Regions from separate parts of the Mus musculus genome. Here region 1 is linked to region 2. The links are chromatin loops, found by intact Hi-C in ENCODE. Cell type or tissue: heart. All regions are shown on one strand.

Region 1 (8,000 bases), 70 kb after region 2:
AAATATGTCCAGACCAACAGCCTGGGTTTGAGTCCTGGCCCCACCATCTGCCCACTGTGACCTGGACGTGGTACCTAACCTCTTACTCCCCAATAGCTCTAAAGATGAAGGCTGAGGCACTAACACCGTGGGCTTGTTGGAGGCAGCGATGGATGACTGAATTCACGTTAAGTGTTTCAAGGAACAGCAATGCATAGAAAGTCCTCTTAACAGTTGCTTCTTATCAGAAAACAGCCTTCTAAACATCATCATATGGACTACAAGTAGCCTGAAAAACAAAAAACAAAATGACCATAAAGAGGACTTGAATAGCCCAGAGCAAGAGACATTCTCTTAAGGCCTTTGGAGTTTGACCCTCACCCAGTTTGCACCAATTGTGAAATATTGGCTCTTGAGAGCCTCAGCCACTGGGAGGTGGGGGAGAGGACGGCTGCTGTTGTGTTCCACGGAACAGGAGAACGCTCTGGTGTGATTGATGTGAATCAGCACTGTTCACACAGGTGGCTGGTTCTTCCACTTAGATAATACATCCATATAGAGCTCTGTATAGAATTGGTAGTTTTCTAGACAGCATCCATTTTTCTTTCTTTCCTTCTTTCTCTCTCTCTCTCTTCCTGTCTTTCTGCTTTTGCTTTCCGTTTTTATGAAATAGGATCTCCTATAGCCCAGATTGAACACTTGATCCTCCCACCTCCACCCACTAGGTGCCTGGAATGGCGCACACAACCATGCCTGTCTTACATCCATATTCATTCATTCATTCATTCATTCATTCATTAGTTTTTCTTTGGAGTGTTGGTTTTGTGAGACAAAGTGTCATGGAGCGCCAGGCTGAGCCTCCCAGTGCTGGGATTATAGGCATGTCCCACCACACCCAGTTAATGTTCATCTTCTACACTTAACTCTTCACAGTGGTCCAGTGATGCAGATGGCAGGTGTGAGCACTGATGCTGTGGACAAGTAGCACCCAGAAGAGACCTGAGCTGGCTTCCCCCGAGAGCCGTTATTGTCCAGGGTCTCGTGCCTGTAATTAAGCAGTCACTATAGCAGTCCTTGGCAATAAATTAAATCAAATCTATGGCCCTCCTTCCCAAAAAGGAAGGAAGGAAGGAAGGAAGGAAGGGAGGGAGGGAGGGAGGGAGGGAGGGAGGGAGGGAGGGAAGGAAGGGAGGGAGGGGGGAGGGAGGAAGGGGGAGGGAGGGAGGGAGGGAGGGAGGGGGGGGAGGGAAGGAGGGAAGGAAGGGAGGGGGGGAGGGAGGGAGGGAAGGGGGGGAGGGAGGGAGGGAGGGGGGGAGGGAAGGAGGGAAGGAAGGGAGGGGGGGAGGGAGGGAAGGAAGGGAGGGAGGGAAGGAAGGGAGGGAGGGGGGGAGGGAAGGGGGAGGGAGGGAGGGGGGGAAGGAAAGTGTTTATAGAGCATCAACAACATGCAAGTTGTGGTTCTAGATACAGTCCTGATTCAGACTTATGGCTAGGGATAAGGCTTATGCATATTATTATGTCATTATAGTTACAAGAAGTGTTTCACTAACACAAATCCCTCCTAGCAAGCTATCCCAGGAAATTTGTTTTAGATAGGCCTCCCTCTGAGGGGGTGAATTCCAGATACGAGGACCTGTTCCATGAGTAGGACTCATCTGATGGAGTACAGGGGCAGCAGAAATATCTTCCAGGCAGAGGAAGCAACAGCAATGAGTGGGAGCGTCGTGGGCATCAAAGGAAACAACAGGAACCTGACATGGCTCCCACCTGTAATCCCGGCTCCCATGAGGCTGAGGCAGGAGGATCACTGTGAGTTTGAGGTTAGCCTGCTGGCACACAGAGTGGCATCCTGTCTCAGGAGAGGAGGAGAAGGAAAGCAGTAGCAGTGTGACATAGGAGTGCTCTGGTTCAGCCCAGGAGAAGCCAGGTGACACGTGTGTCGTCTAGGTCAGTTAAGGAGTCAGTGGTGGGTTGAGAGACGGCTCAGCAGTTAAGACCTCTCACTGCTTTTGCAGAGGACCCAAAGTTGATTCCCAAGACCCACGTGGCGGCTCGCATCCTCCTATAACTCCAGGTCTGGAGGCTCTGACACCTTCTGACCTCCAAGGGTTCCTTCGAATATGGTGCACACACATACACTCAGGGATATGCATCCATGCACAGAAAGGAAAATAAATTAGTACCATGAGAACTCAGCAGTGATGGTGATTAGACAGTGGACTGCTGGACAATGAGATCTATACGGAAGCTCTACGCGGGCTTTCTCACCCACCCCGACCCATTTGGGGCCTCACTCTCCTGTATTTATTCCTGTTTCTCAGCATCAGCTTCCTTCTCAGCTTCAGAGCCTTCTGGCCAGCTGCCCCACGGGTCATTTGCTTATCCGACAGGGTCAGAGAAAAAGCCCAGCAAGGAGCCCTTTTATCTACTTATATTTTACTTGTATAGAAGTATCTGGCCTTTGGAGTTTGAGGAGAGGCGCGGTTACTCGGGGGGAAGGGGTAGGAGAATAAGAGTTCAGCCTCAAGGCTGACGCTGACTCACAGCCCCTTCCCTGGAACCTCAGACCCACACACAAGCCTGTGATCCATCACTGAAAGCAGTTGGATTAATTTAGAGTAATAAGAACCAGCAAGGCCTCAGATCACCATCACTCGGCTCAAGATGACGCAAACCAACTCCTCCAACACTGAGGCTTCTGGTGGTGTCTTTGTCTGCCCTCCTATCTTGCCATATCCTTCCTGACAGCCCTCCTATCTTGCCATATCCTTCCTGACAGTCTGCTCCAACCACAGTAATCTGCTCACATTCTTCATCGTGGTACTACTGTTCTTTAGCAAAAAAAAAAGAAAAATGTTTTGAGAATCTATTTTTATTTTTGTGTGTATGGATGTGTTATGCATAAATGCATGTCTGTGCTCCACGAGTATGCAGTGTTTGCAAACTGGAGATACAGGCCATTGTAAGCTACCATGTGGGTGCTGGAAACCAAACCCGGGTCCTCTGGAAGGGCACCCAAGCCCTGAGTTGAGCTGAGCCATGTCTCTAGCCCCCACCGTACTGTTCTTGATGTCTCTGATAATCCCCTCTTCTAACCATCAGCATTTTGATACACTTTAGAATAACTGTTTGCAGCCAGGAGAAGTAGTGCATTGTGTTTACTGGAAGCATTTCGGATACCGAGGCAGAATTACAATAGTTCAAAGGCCACCTGAGCTACATAGTGAGTTCCACACAGGCTCCCCTGTGCTAGATCCAGTCTTTCCTGAGATCAGAAATCAAGGCCTGAGCTGGGAAGATGACTCTGTTGTCATCCTCTTGTTTGCCTTGCAAACGTGATGACCTATGATCCATCCCTGAACCCATGTGAAACAAACCAACAAGCAAATAAACAAAAAAGCTGGGCTTGGTAGCACAGGCTTGTGATGCCAGCCCTGGGGAGAAAAAAACAGGAGGATCTGTGGCATTCACTGGCTGGCCTGCCTATGCATACTTACTGACTTCTAAACCAATAAGAGAGACCCTGTCTCAAAACACAAACAAGGAAGGGGCCTGTAGAGATGGCTCAATGGTTGAAAGCAGTGGCTGTCCTTGAGAACCTGGTTCAGTTCCTAGCATCCATATGATGGTCCACGAGCATCCATAACTCAAGTTTAAGGGGATCTGATGCCCTCTTCTGACCTCTGGGAACCAGGGATACATCTGGTGTGTGTGTGTGTGTGTGTGTGTGTGTGTGTGTGTGTGTGTGTGTGTGTGTGTGTATAAATATATATATATATATGTATATATATGTGTGTGTGTATATACTCATATTCATATATATATGAATGATGAAATAAAGAAAGCCCTCTTCCTTTTATTTATAAATATTGCATAATATATATCATGTACATATGCATTATATATTATTCTTATGATCGCTCATACATATACAAATTTTAAAGGTAGTTAGATCCTGATAAATGATATCCTGATAAATTGTACACACACACACACACACACACACACCTGAGAAAGTCCAAAGAATCAGCTGTCTCTTTTCCAGTAATTGCCATTAGTGTCCCCATCTGTTACAGAAGTCAACTAAAAGAAATGAATTTTGAGGCTGTGTTTAGAATTTGTTGCCAACATATAAATGTCTATTCCAAATAACACACATGGTGGCTAAAGAGAAGCAAAAAGCTGGGTGCATCCCCAAAACCCTGGAGTCCTGCAACAAGATTAGAGCAGAGGTCGGGAGCAGAATTCTATTTCCTGTTTCGCCTCTTAGCAACTTAGACTGGGTCTTCTTGGGTAATCCAGTCTGTCTGAGTCTTCACTTCCTTGCGGGGAAATGTACTTAGATGAACTTGAAAACCGTTTGCAAGTCTGAACCTCTGTGATTCACAGTCAAGTTTTGAGAAGTTAAAAGATTACAAGTAGCAGAATCCCAGGGTGAGAAGGGTCTCAAAGAAAGAGGTGCTGTGGAGCGTTCTGCTGTGGCATACCCACGCCTATGGAAGGCAGTTTGCACATGCCAGTCTTAAAGCCTCATAGTGGTCCTCAGTGTGATGGCCCAGGGTCAAGACTATGTAGCTACCCCTTGGTTCTTAGTTTGATGCAATTTCTGTCTCATAGAAAAGGGCTTTCTCTATTTATTTTATTATTTAATTATTTGACAGTTTCATAATGCATATAATTCCTTGTTACCTTGTCTCATTCCACAGCCATCTCCCTTGCTCTCCTTTATTCTCTCTGTCTCTCCCTCTCTCTCTCCTTCCCCCCCTCTGTCTGTCTGTCTGTGCCTCTGTCTCTCTGTATGTGTCAATGTGTCTCTGTGTATCTCTCTGTCTTTATGTCTCTGTCTCTATCTGTGTGTGTGTATCTGTGTGTCTGTCTGTATGTCTCTGTCTCTTTCACCCCCCACCACACTCTCTCTGTGTGCATATGTGTCTGTGTGTCTCTCTGTATATTTCTGTCTTTCTGTCTCTGTCTATGTGTGTGTCTCTCTGTCTCTGTCTATCTGTCTCTCTCTGTCTCTGTGTGCATATGTGTCTGTGTCTATCTGCCTGCCTGTTTCTCTCTGTGTGTATGTGTCTGTGTGTCTCTCTGTCTCTGTCTATCTGTCTCTCTCTGTCTCTGTGTGCATATGTGTCTGTGTCTATCTGCCTGCCTGTTTCTCTCTATGTGTATGTGTCTGTGTGTCTCTCTGTCTTTCTGTCTCTGTGTATCTCTCTGTCTGTCTCTGTGTGTCTCTGTGTCTCTGTGTACCTGTCTCTCCCTGTGTCTCTGTGTCTGACTATTGTCTCTCTCTGTCTCTGTCTCTCTGTCTCTCTTTCTGTGTGTGTGTGTGTGTGTATGCCCATGCGCGTGCACGCGCGCGCACGCGCACACACACACACACACACACACACGAGCACATGTGTTCCATTGAGTTTAAATAGGTTTTCCTGTGTTAGAATGGGGGAAGCATAGCCACACCACTGAAGAAACTGATGCCCCTTTCCCCAGCCACCATGAACTGTCAAGTCATGAGAAATATTTACTTTTGAAACAGATCTCAGAGAACCCAGGCTATCCTTGAACTCAAATGTCTGTTCTTCCTGCCTCTACTTCCCCATTGCTAAAGCTATAATCATGTACTACCACAGCCAGTTTATACAGTGCTGGGGGTGAGGGGGGGGGCGGGCTGGGGATTTAACCCAAGGCAAGCACTCTACCACCGAGCCGCACCTCAACCCCTGAATGGGAACATAAGCATGAAGTTGACACCTGGAGTTTGCACTCAATTCTCCTGGTTCTGGGTGTGGTGATGCGTGCCTTTAGTCTCAGCACCGGGAATGGTCACGGCACAGCAAGTTCCAGACCAGCCAGAGTTACTAGTGAGACCACTCCCCACCCCCTCCCCCCAAAAGATAAAACTTCCCTGTCCTCTTCCTTACTACTCACCTTTGATACGTACTACAAAACAATAGTGATTTTCTTTTCTTTTTAATTAGGTATTTTCTTCATTAACATTTCCACTGCTATCCCAAAAGTCCCCCATACCCTCCCGGGATTTTCTTTTGCATTCCAAATATGAAATTAGAGTATTAAACATACTGGTTCAAACTACAGAGGCCACTCACAGCCCCACAGTCCTCCCTAAATTCACTTTCCCCCTCTTTGAGCCCTGGAAGACAAAGTCTCTTCCCCAGGTGAGAATCTTCTGTATAGAATGTTACAGGAAACCTGTTAGATAAACCTGAGCCAGTCAGTTTCCTAGTCATGTGCCTTGTTTTCATAATCACCTAAGAAGAAATAGCCCTCATCAAATAAACATCTGGTGGGCTTGATCATAGAAAACTGTGTGGTTTTGTTCTTGTCCACGAAGACTATTTTTCAACTCCAACAGTGTCCCATCTCCAGACAGTAAAATCAAGAGAGATTTACTTTCAGTGCATTGAGATAAAATTCTCTCAACCAGAAGAGGGGAAAAGACTAGAAAGAGAAAAGTTAACTTGTACCCCTCACTCAGGGTCATGTGTTAGTGTTGCAGAATTTTGGTTCAGCCACATACATAGAATGGCTAATATAGAAATATTTTTCCAGAGCAGGAGAGATGGCTCAGCAGTTAGGAGCACTGCCTGTTCTTCCAAAGGACCCAGGTTCAACTTCCAGCACCCACTTAGTGGCTCACAACTGTCAGTAACTTGAGTGTCAGGGGATTCAATGCCCTTTTCTAGCCTGCTGCGCACCACGCACATCCATGACACATAGCCATAATATGCACAAACAAACAAACTAGCAAAACCAGCACAGTGGTGTTGCTCACCTTTAATCCCAGGACTTAGGAGGCAAAAGCAGGCAGAACTCTGTGAGTTTGAGGTTAGCCTGGTCTACAGAGCGAGATCCAGGACAGCCAAGGCTACACAGAGAAACCCTGTCAACCCTGTCTCCAACAAAGGAAAAGAAATGGTTTTCTTTTTATGGATTGTAATTTTTTTTTTAAGTTGAGGAACAGAAATGAGGTTTGAGAAGCACTGCCTAGCTGAATGTCCAGGAACACAAAGCTATATCTGGAAAAACATCACATGGCAAGGTGAAGGGACAGGGTGCCAAAGGAGAGCCGCATGTTTGTCCTGAGTCTGAACACCAGGGGAGGACTAATGGCTATGACGAGATGGAGGCTGGGTACAAAGGACAGACCTTAGCGGAGAAAGGCTTTGTGTGGGAAAGAGAGGCTGCAAGCATCAGGGGAGAGGCTGGGAATGCAACTCCCCGGTGGGACTGATGGAGCAGCATTGGAGGCCCACTGAGGGAAAGTGGGATCTGCCCCTGGATGGAGCCATACCATCATCTCCCCACTTCAGAGCTACTGCAGTCAGGCAGGCTAGTCACCCCACCAAGGGGCCATCCTCAGGAAGCCGGGTTGCCATAAAGAGGATGGAGGAATAGTTATCCATTGCATGAGATAATGCCATACCTTTCCTTCCCAGACTTCTAGCCCTCAGTAGTGTACAAAGCTGCAGTCAAGCCTGCCTACTTTCCTGGTTTACTCAGAAAAGCACACCATGTCTTCCTTCCCCCGTGACACCTCAGGCCTCACTTTCTCAAAGCTCCCCTCCCCTCCATGGGCACGGCCTCCATGTCAGTGTCAGTCCAACAACTCGTTCTTTCCTCTCTCCTCCATGTCAGCAGTGTCAGGCAGACCCTCATTCTTTCCTCTTTCTCCCCCAGGCAGCTCACCTGGCCTGAGTTGGTTGGTTGGTGTAGCTCTGAAAGACTTCCCTTTGAACCTGTTTTTAAGTTCTTTTATTAATGATTCTAAGAACCCCAAGAAGGGACCCCCATTTCTCCAGTATCATGGCAACTCTAATGGGACCCCACAAATTTATGGTAACTTCTACAAGGTCCCATCCCCATCCCCAAAAGAAATAAATACACAAAGAGAGAAAAGAGAGAAAGAGGGAGTGGCTTGGTGGCAGAGCTTCTAAACACACACACTCAGACACACAACACACACACACATCATGACATACCACACAGCACCACTCCACATA
Region 2 (8,000 bases):
AACAGCCTCCAGGCCGAGCAACAACCCAAGCACTCCATTGAGCAGCCTTGTATCTTCCCCCTTCCTGCACAGGCTGGCTTCTCTGAGAACAACACTGCAGAGAACACTGGGCCTACAAGGGCTCAAGCAGGCCAGAGGACCCCCACCCATCTCCCGTGTTGGTCCACTGAAAACTAGTCCACACTCCAAACTATATTCTAAACCCTTTCACTGGCAGAAATTCAACTTACTAGAAATAACCTAGAATCATCTCCAGACTCTAAAGGATCCTATTCATTGTTTCCCCCTCCCCAAGGTCAACCTGGTCCCATATGACTTCCAAATATGCTTTTCTGCTCTTTCTGGCAGACGTACCAACAAGTCTGGTGAGGCCAATCTGCTGGGTGGTCCAAGGACCAACCTCTGCTACCCATAACACCTCTTGTGGGCAACTCATAGTTAGCCCCTTAAACCTAGAATCTACGTTTCCTGAAATTTATTAACAGAAGCTAAAAAGACATACATGCCCAAGTGAGATGAGAATCTGGCTTTCCCTCAAGAGAAGTGTGTTTTCATTGGCCACCATGAGAACAGACAGCATGACAGATAATGACATAGACATTTGAAAGAGTTAAAAGAGGTCACACACTTACCTAGAAGGGGGCAGAAAAGGATGGCAATAATTCTAAAGAACTTGGTCATTATAAAAAAGTTACAGTATTTACAAGAGAACTTTCTCAGAATATGCTTTCAAAGCTCTACAAGGAGGGAAGGACACGGGGCCAGAGTGGTTGCATACCGGACCCAAGAAGCAGAAGTCCAGAAACAGATCCCTGAATAAGAGAGGAAGCGGGAAGAGATGGAGATGCCCCAGAGAAGAAAGACTCAGGGCGAGAGGGCAGAGCTACGGCAGGACAAGGCCATGGGACTGAGGACAGTGCGCATGCAAACCCTCTGCCATTGCTGCAGAATCAAAGATCACAGCTGCAGAGCCATCAAAGCTCTAAGGGCTTGGCACAAGGCCCTGGTCCGAGGCACCCTTGCTCTCTCTGTGATAGAAGCGTGTCTGCACTCTGCGGGTGGAGAGTCTAGGAGACAGACAGATGAGCACACAGGATAACGAGCCCCCAGCACAACCTCCAGTGTTCCTCACTGCTGTGGAAAGGAACCACAGTATAGGCGGGCAGAGGGAAAACAGTGGTGCGCGACCCTCAGGACCAGAGATAGGCCATCCAGCCGCATCAAGATGGCCAAGCCAGATGAACTTCACCAGGACAGGAAACGGAATCCCTGAAGCTTGGGGCATATCTCAAGAATAATTGTTACAACACTGGGCACACACACACATACAGAGACACACACACATACACAGAGAGACACACAGGGCCTAAGGCAAAACAACATATATCCTGCTTGTAGGTCACTGGCTTTCCCCACAAGGGTTTATAAATTAAAGGTACAAAAAAAAATTAAAACAGCTATAAGATTCACATTTCCAAAGTATCCACACAGAGTTCTCGGGAGAAGGGGTTAGCGTGGGGACGGAAAGGTCGTGAGGTTCCCCAGCTAAGCGGACCATGCTACATCTCAGCTTCAACACGCTGCCGCAGGACAGTGATCCCAAGTGCTGCACAACCCTGAAGTCATCCTCTCTCAAGAGAACTGATGCAGGAGAGACAGGAGCCAGTCCGTCAAGTTGTTCTGAATCCGGAGAATTCCGTTGCACTAGATCTGTAGGGAAGGGGCCATTATTACCCTCTTTAAATGGGATTTCCAAAGCAATGGGAAATCTAAACATGGGAATGTTTCTTCCTTTCCCGGTCTTGTGGTTTAGTTCCAACAGTTTGTGAGTCCCAGGGACTTGGTCCTTCTCAATGACCAAGCTCTTCAACTTTAAACTTGTCCCAGATATTTTTTTAAGGGAAAGGGCTGGTGTTCTCAGCAAGGTAACTGTGTAGTATATAGTTTCTGTAAACCAAAGTTGCATAGACTTGAACATCATTGGTACCCTACCAGGAAGATCTACCCCATCCAGTCATTGGGATGGAAAAACACACACACACACACACAATGCTACATTTCTAAATACCTGAACATCCTACACAGAAGAAAACTAATTTCTAGAACTGTCCACTGATCACTAAACATGTGTCAGGATATGTGTGAGCCTTACACATAGATGTGATTTTAAAAAAAGAATTTTATTTTTAACTAAAAAGTAAAATCTAGTTACCTGGTAGGGAGAATCAACAAACTTTATCCTAGACAGGAATCTTCGCAGTTCCCCACGGCCAATTTTAGGGGTGGTCTCCTTCAGCTGGACCATCTGGCCTTCCATGAGTGCCCAGCGCAGGCTAAGCTTGCTGACCACCAGAGAGGTAGGGTGTCCTTCAGGGCTCATCCCTGTTGTCCTGGTGACATAAAAGGCATCTTTCCAGATGTCGTTGATTCCAACTGAGGAAGGACAAAGACAAGAAGCGGTTAGCGAGAGAGGAGTGGTTCCGTCCAGCAGTGCAGGTCATCATCACGAGCATTTATATGACAGGCACAAGGTCCTACACTCGACTCCCTGCCTTGTCTTTAAAATAGGAATCAGCCGTGCTTGTCTGAAAGGGACATGAGGTTCTTTTTTCCATACAGAGCTTTATTCACTTTATTCAGGCTCACTGGCACCTCCCCTTAACACGCTGTCACTGTGAGCTTCAAACCCAGCCAGCGTTCCTCCACCCCGTTGCTTCGGCTCACTCTGTCTCTTCCTCTGGAGCCACTCTCCTCTCCTCCTCTGCCCAGGGTTTCGGGTAACCATGGTGCTTTACTCTGGAGGACACATAGATGACCAGTATTGTCCTAGCTTGGAAAGCAGCCTTGAACTGGCTCTGTAGCCAAGGAGAAATGAGTTCTCCTGCCTCTACCTCCCCAGTGGTGGGATCAAACCCTGGGCCCCTTGCATTGCTAGGCAAGCACTCTGCCAAGTGTGCTACATCCCCAGCCCGTGGGATTCTTATTTACCATGCTTTATGCAGAAGATGCAAACCAGCTTATTTATATCTCTTACATGGTTCCACAAGCTGACGCCCACCCACTTCCTAACCAGTTGACAGCCTGCACATTCCAGATCAGCTTTTCTGTCCCACGAAGCTCAGGGCATAGAGGACAGGCAGTACTGCTTCACTTCAAGGCGAAGCACTACAAGGAGCAAGTCTACCAGAGGCAACAGTGTGGAAAGGCACAGAGGAGTCAGGTGTAAGGGTGCATACCTGCAATCAAGCACTTGGGAGATAAAGGCAGGAGGGTCGAGGGTTCAAGGCCATCCTCAACTACAGAGCCAGTTTGAGGTCAGCCTGGTCTATATGAGACCTGTCTAACTGTCCCCTCCCCAGCTGGAAGAGAAAGACAGCAGGGAGCTGTGGCTAGACTGGTCTCCCTCCTTGCCCAGCTGAGACTAGCAGACAGTAGTGGCTCAGTTTCCAGGGCTGTGGGTCCCTGAATGGAGTAATTCTAGGATATGCTCTCTAGTCCGCTTTAGAGTTTACTTAGATGCACATGAAGAAGAAGACTCCCCAGCGTTCAGAGTGGTCAGGTTACGGGCGATAACTCTCCTCTGCTTGGTTCTTCTGTTGACTCAGATTTTGACACAATGTGTTTAATATTCACAGAAGTAATAGCTAAATCAATTCCCTAGAAGTAACATTTCTCCATTATAGCCCATACAGTTAACTGCCAATCCTAAACCCCTACAGACGCCTGGCACACAGCGGAGTCCTGGAATGAGGGTACACTTCCCCTCAGCTCTCAGCACATCCACAGAATATGTATTCTCACCCCAGAACTCCGAGAAAGCTCCCCAGCAGTGCCCTGGTTCCAGGGACACCACGGGAAATGATGCTACTGCCTCCTGAAATGCCTTTATCCTTCCCTTGGTGAGCAAGGGTATCACTCAGCCAGGACACTCTTGTGTCACAGGGACTCACCCTCCGAAGCTGTCACTATGCCAGTGGTGTTGCTCAGGTCCAGGAGGATGGAGGGGAAGGCTGGGTGCAGGAGGTAAAGGTGGTAAAGGCCAGGAGGCTCCGCTCCTGAGCTGTCGTCCTGGCAACAGTCACAGAAAAGGAAAACATGGTGACTACACTGGGAACACAGGACACTGTCAGGGGAAGGAGTGGAGCAAAGTTCCGGCCAGACCCTCTCCTGTTCCCAGCTACAGGGACCATACGATTTCACAGAAGCCAAAGCGCAGGTTTATTCCTGACTCTAAACCATTATCCATAGCCAACAATATATAAGGGAGAAAGAGAAGGGAAAAATGAAGGGGTGAGAAAGGGAAATGGGCAAGGAGGGAGGAAGGGAGGGAGGGAGGGAGGGAGGGAGGGAGGGAGGGAGGGAGGGAGGGAGGGAGGGGAAGACAAGGAGGAGGAAGGGAGGTGGAGGGGAGCAGGGGAAGGAGGAGAGGAAGGAAGAGAGGGAGGGAGGGAGGGAGGGAGGGAGGGAGGGAGGGAGGGAGGGAGGAAGGGAGGGAGGGAGGGAGGGAGGGAGGTGGAGGGGAGCAGAGGAAGGAGGAGGGGAAGGAAGAGCGGAGAAGGAGGAGGGGGGGTAAGGGAGAGAATGCTTGCACATGTAAGCAGAAAGGAGGGAGGCAGGGGATAGAATGCAGAGAGGAGAGAGGAGGAAGTCTGTGGAGACGCCTATCTGCAACCTATGGCAGAGCTGGGATTCCCATTCATTCATCCTTACAGCAGGTGAGGCTCTGCAGAGAGAAACGCTATTTCTCAACGGTAGCCAAATATATTTCCTTTCCTTGGATGCCAGACTAACTGCAAGGGGCTGAGGCATAACCAACCCCACAGTGGTCTTGCCTGGCTTGTACAAAGACCTGTGTTTGATGACGGTGGCAAGCACCGGGGTAAATACTGGAAACACCTGACAGTCCCTCAGGGGACCAGACTGACTCAACTGAAGAAAACCACCAATGACAAATAAGAAGTGCCAAGGCCTGAGTCCTGACTTTCTGATTCTGGCAGCAGGAGAAACATCCACCAGGACACTTTATCAACATGCCTTCTCCGTGGGGATGGACCGTGGTAGCCCATGTGTGCACAGCCACACACTGGTTAAAGTATAGAGACTGTCGGGCCCTGCCTCAATGGACTCTGTATGAGAAGCACCCTAGTTGATGGGGGAGGGGACTGGGTACACCATCCTGTATCCTCACAGCCACCATGAGGCCTTAAAGCAGAGGAAGCCATTTCTATGTGCCCATGTATGGAGGGACAGACCTTAGGCTCAGCTCACATGACATGAAAATAATTGAACACTTCCCTCATGCCTGCTGAGTGAAGCCCACAGTTCTCAGCATGAAAGTTAAAGTGTTTCACAGTCTGGGTATCGTGACACATGCCTTTAACTGCAGCACTCGGGAGGCAAAGGCATAGGGACCTCGGCGAGTTCAAGGCCAGCGTGGTCTATGTAGCGAGTTCCAGGACAGCCAGGGCTGTGTAGAAAGAGGCCATCTCAAAAGCAAAACAAAACGAAAACAAAAAAACTGATCAAACAAACACAAACCTAAAGTGTCTCACGTCACTTACTCTAAACTCCAGCTGCACTCGTTTGCTGCCAACCGTGCTTTAAGAAACCTCTGAGGAGGTTCTCAAGCCACACGCACTAACTCTCAGTTCCTTGAAAAGCCACTGCCCATCCATCACATTCTCTCCTCCTGTCTAAGTACCCTCTCCACCACACAGCCCTCCTGTACAACCTCCCGTCCTCAACCTTAACATGTAATCAACTTCCTCCATGAAACATTCCCTAATCGCCCTTAACTGAAATCAGTACGTGGTGCCTTCTTTTGTCCACATACCTATCTATATATGTTGTGTGTATGTGCAGACGTGTGTGGGGGTGGGGTGGGGGGGAGGCTATGTGCCGCAGTGTGCATGTAGAGGTCAGAAGACTCCTGGCTGGGAGGGAGGGGTGTCAGGCTTCCTTTCTTACCATGGGGTTCCCAGGGATCAAACTCAGGTTGTTAACCATGGCGGCAGGCAACTCACTCACAGGGACATCTTATCTTGTCAGCCCCCTCCACAGTTCTTATCTGGATCTCTGTGTTCTTAAGACACCCTTGGAGTGACATTCAGGAGCTCGTGTGAAGACCATCTGGTCCAATCCCCTCACTATTATGTAAGGAAACCAGGACTGTGGGCACAGCAGAGTTAGATCCATACCCTAGACTTCAGATAAGACTGATCATCAAAGTGAGGGGATAGATTAAAGAGTAAAGAGAAGGAGGTTTGGGCTGGAGAGATGGCTCAGCGGTTCAAAGCACTGACTGTTCTTCCAAAGGTCCTAAGTTCAAATCCCAGCAACCACATGGTAGCTCACAACCATCTGTAATAAGATCTGACGCCCTCTTCAAGGTGCGTCTGAAGACAGCTACAGTGTACTTAGATATAATAATAAATAAATCTTTAGGCCAGAGAGAGCGGGATCGACTGGAACAAGCAGAGGTCCTGGATTCAATTCCCAGCAACCACATGATGGCTCACAACCATCAGTATAGCTACAGTGTACACATAAACATTAAATAAACAAATAAATATTTTTTTTAAAAAAAGGAAGTTTAAAAAAAGCACAGAAGGCTCAGAACAGTAACGTGTTGGGAGGTCGCGGCTGACAAACTCAGAACTGTGTGCCTACTATGCTCCCCCGTCCCTGGGCCCCCTGCCTTCTCCAGAGGTTCAGAACTGTATCCTCTGATGCTCGGTTCCCCACAGATAGAACCAGCATCTGGCACATAGCAAATGAGGCGGAGTGCATTCCACTGGACTAAGTCAGCTGGGCTTATAGCTGAGTTCCACCACATTCTAGGCGGCAACCCTGTCTAAGCCACCCCTGCTCACGCACTCCACCCAGATACGGCAGTATGAGACAAAAACTGACACCTGCCTTCTGGGTGTCAAGGCTGCTTTCTTACCCATGATTCCCACCGACCCCTCAGCTTAGGCCTCCTCTGGCCCCCACCCCCGAGCTCTCTCTCTCTCTTTCTTCTCACGCTCCATAGAGCAGCAGCTATGGCTGTGTGAGAGAGACGGGAAGCAGTCCACCCTCCCCCATTCCCACCACCTACCCCTTCCTCCCCGTCACTCACAGAACTGAGAGATGCAGCAGTCAGTGCCTCTGCCCAGAAGAGGAAGACAGACTTCTGGTCTGAAGTAATTGCAGAAGTGGTTGGCGTTTCCTTCATGTGACATGGAATACTGTAACTCCAGACGATGGAGCCAGAACCTCCATCTACCACTGTCATCTGCAAATGAGAAGACAGAGAGGATACTGCCAGTCCTTAGGAGAGCAGAGGACAAGAAGACACAGGCAAGCAAACATTAAGGCAACAACATCCCCAAGAGTGGGCATTCATCCTCCTCCATATTTGTGAGGCGCTGAGCTCCAGCACCTGACGTGACACATGGAGCCACCAGACGCCCAGTCCCTTTGCACGGGCAAGCATTTGCACATAGTTACACACGCCGTCATGTGCACTTAGATCATTTTCTAGATTACCTGCAAGAACTACTGCGATGTAATGAGTGCTTAATCAATAGTTGTTGTTGTAGTCTTTAAGACATAGTAAGAAGAAAGTCTTCAAGGCTTCAGTACAAACAGGTTTTGAGCCATTTTTCAGCCCACAGTTGGTTAGCTTTGATTGTCATCATAAAATCTAGGCCGATTGTATTTTTAAAAACTAAAACTCTGAGCCAGACAGTGGTGGTGCACACCTTTAATCCCAATACTCGGAGGTGGAGGAAAGATGTCTGTGAGTTCAAGGCTAGCCTGGTCTACAGATAAGAGTTCCAGGATAGCTACAGGGTGAAACCCTATCTCAAAAATCAAAACAAATGAACACAAAAACTCTATAATTCTGCCTCTGACATGAACTGAATGAAAGATGACTCCCAGAGAGAGCATTCCATCCACACACATATAACCTTACAGAAAAGGCGAGATGGAGAGCCAGCCCGTGCATGTTTCAG

The links. Hi-C counts contacts between places; a loop is a spot of excess contacts. Peaks named below come from ENCODE experiments on the same cell type or tissue, not always from the same donor. Only the 100,000 strongest peaks of a DNase experiment are listed, where the experiment ranks them.
Region 1: a loop joins it to region 2, with 2.4 times the contacts of the local background. A loop is called at or near these places in 13 of 42 quality-filtered maps.

The regions. Positions count from the first base shown.
Region 1 is chr6:135,157,788-135,165,787 of GRCm38, reverse strand. The region is part of intron 1 of Hebp1 (heme binding protein 1); the gene reads left to right. Among named protein-coding and RNA genes, the nearest start is that of Hebp1, 6.4 kb to the left of the region's middle. RefSeq lists an enhancer at 1-133. In heart, no CTCF peak of the experiment used is centred here; no DNase peak of the experiment used is centred here; H3K27ac peaks cover 2,141 bases.
Region 2 is chr6:135,227,689-135,235,688 of GRCm38, reverse strand. Fam234b (family with sequence similarity 234, member B) reads right to left here. Exons shown (of 13, transcript NM_028982.4): 10 at 7,121-7,276; 11 at 3,951-4,068; 12 at 2,213-2,433; 13 at 1-1,710. The coding sequence ends at 1,705. Among named protein-coding and RNA genes, the nearest start is that of Gsg1, 23 kb to the left of the region's middle. In heart, no CTCF peak of the experiment used is centred here; a DNase peak (open chromatin) is centred at 7,032; H3K27me3 peaks cover 1,251 bases.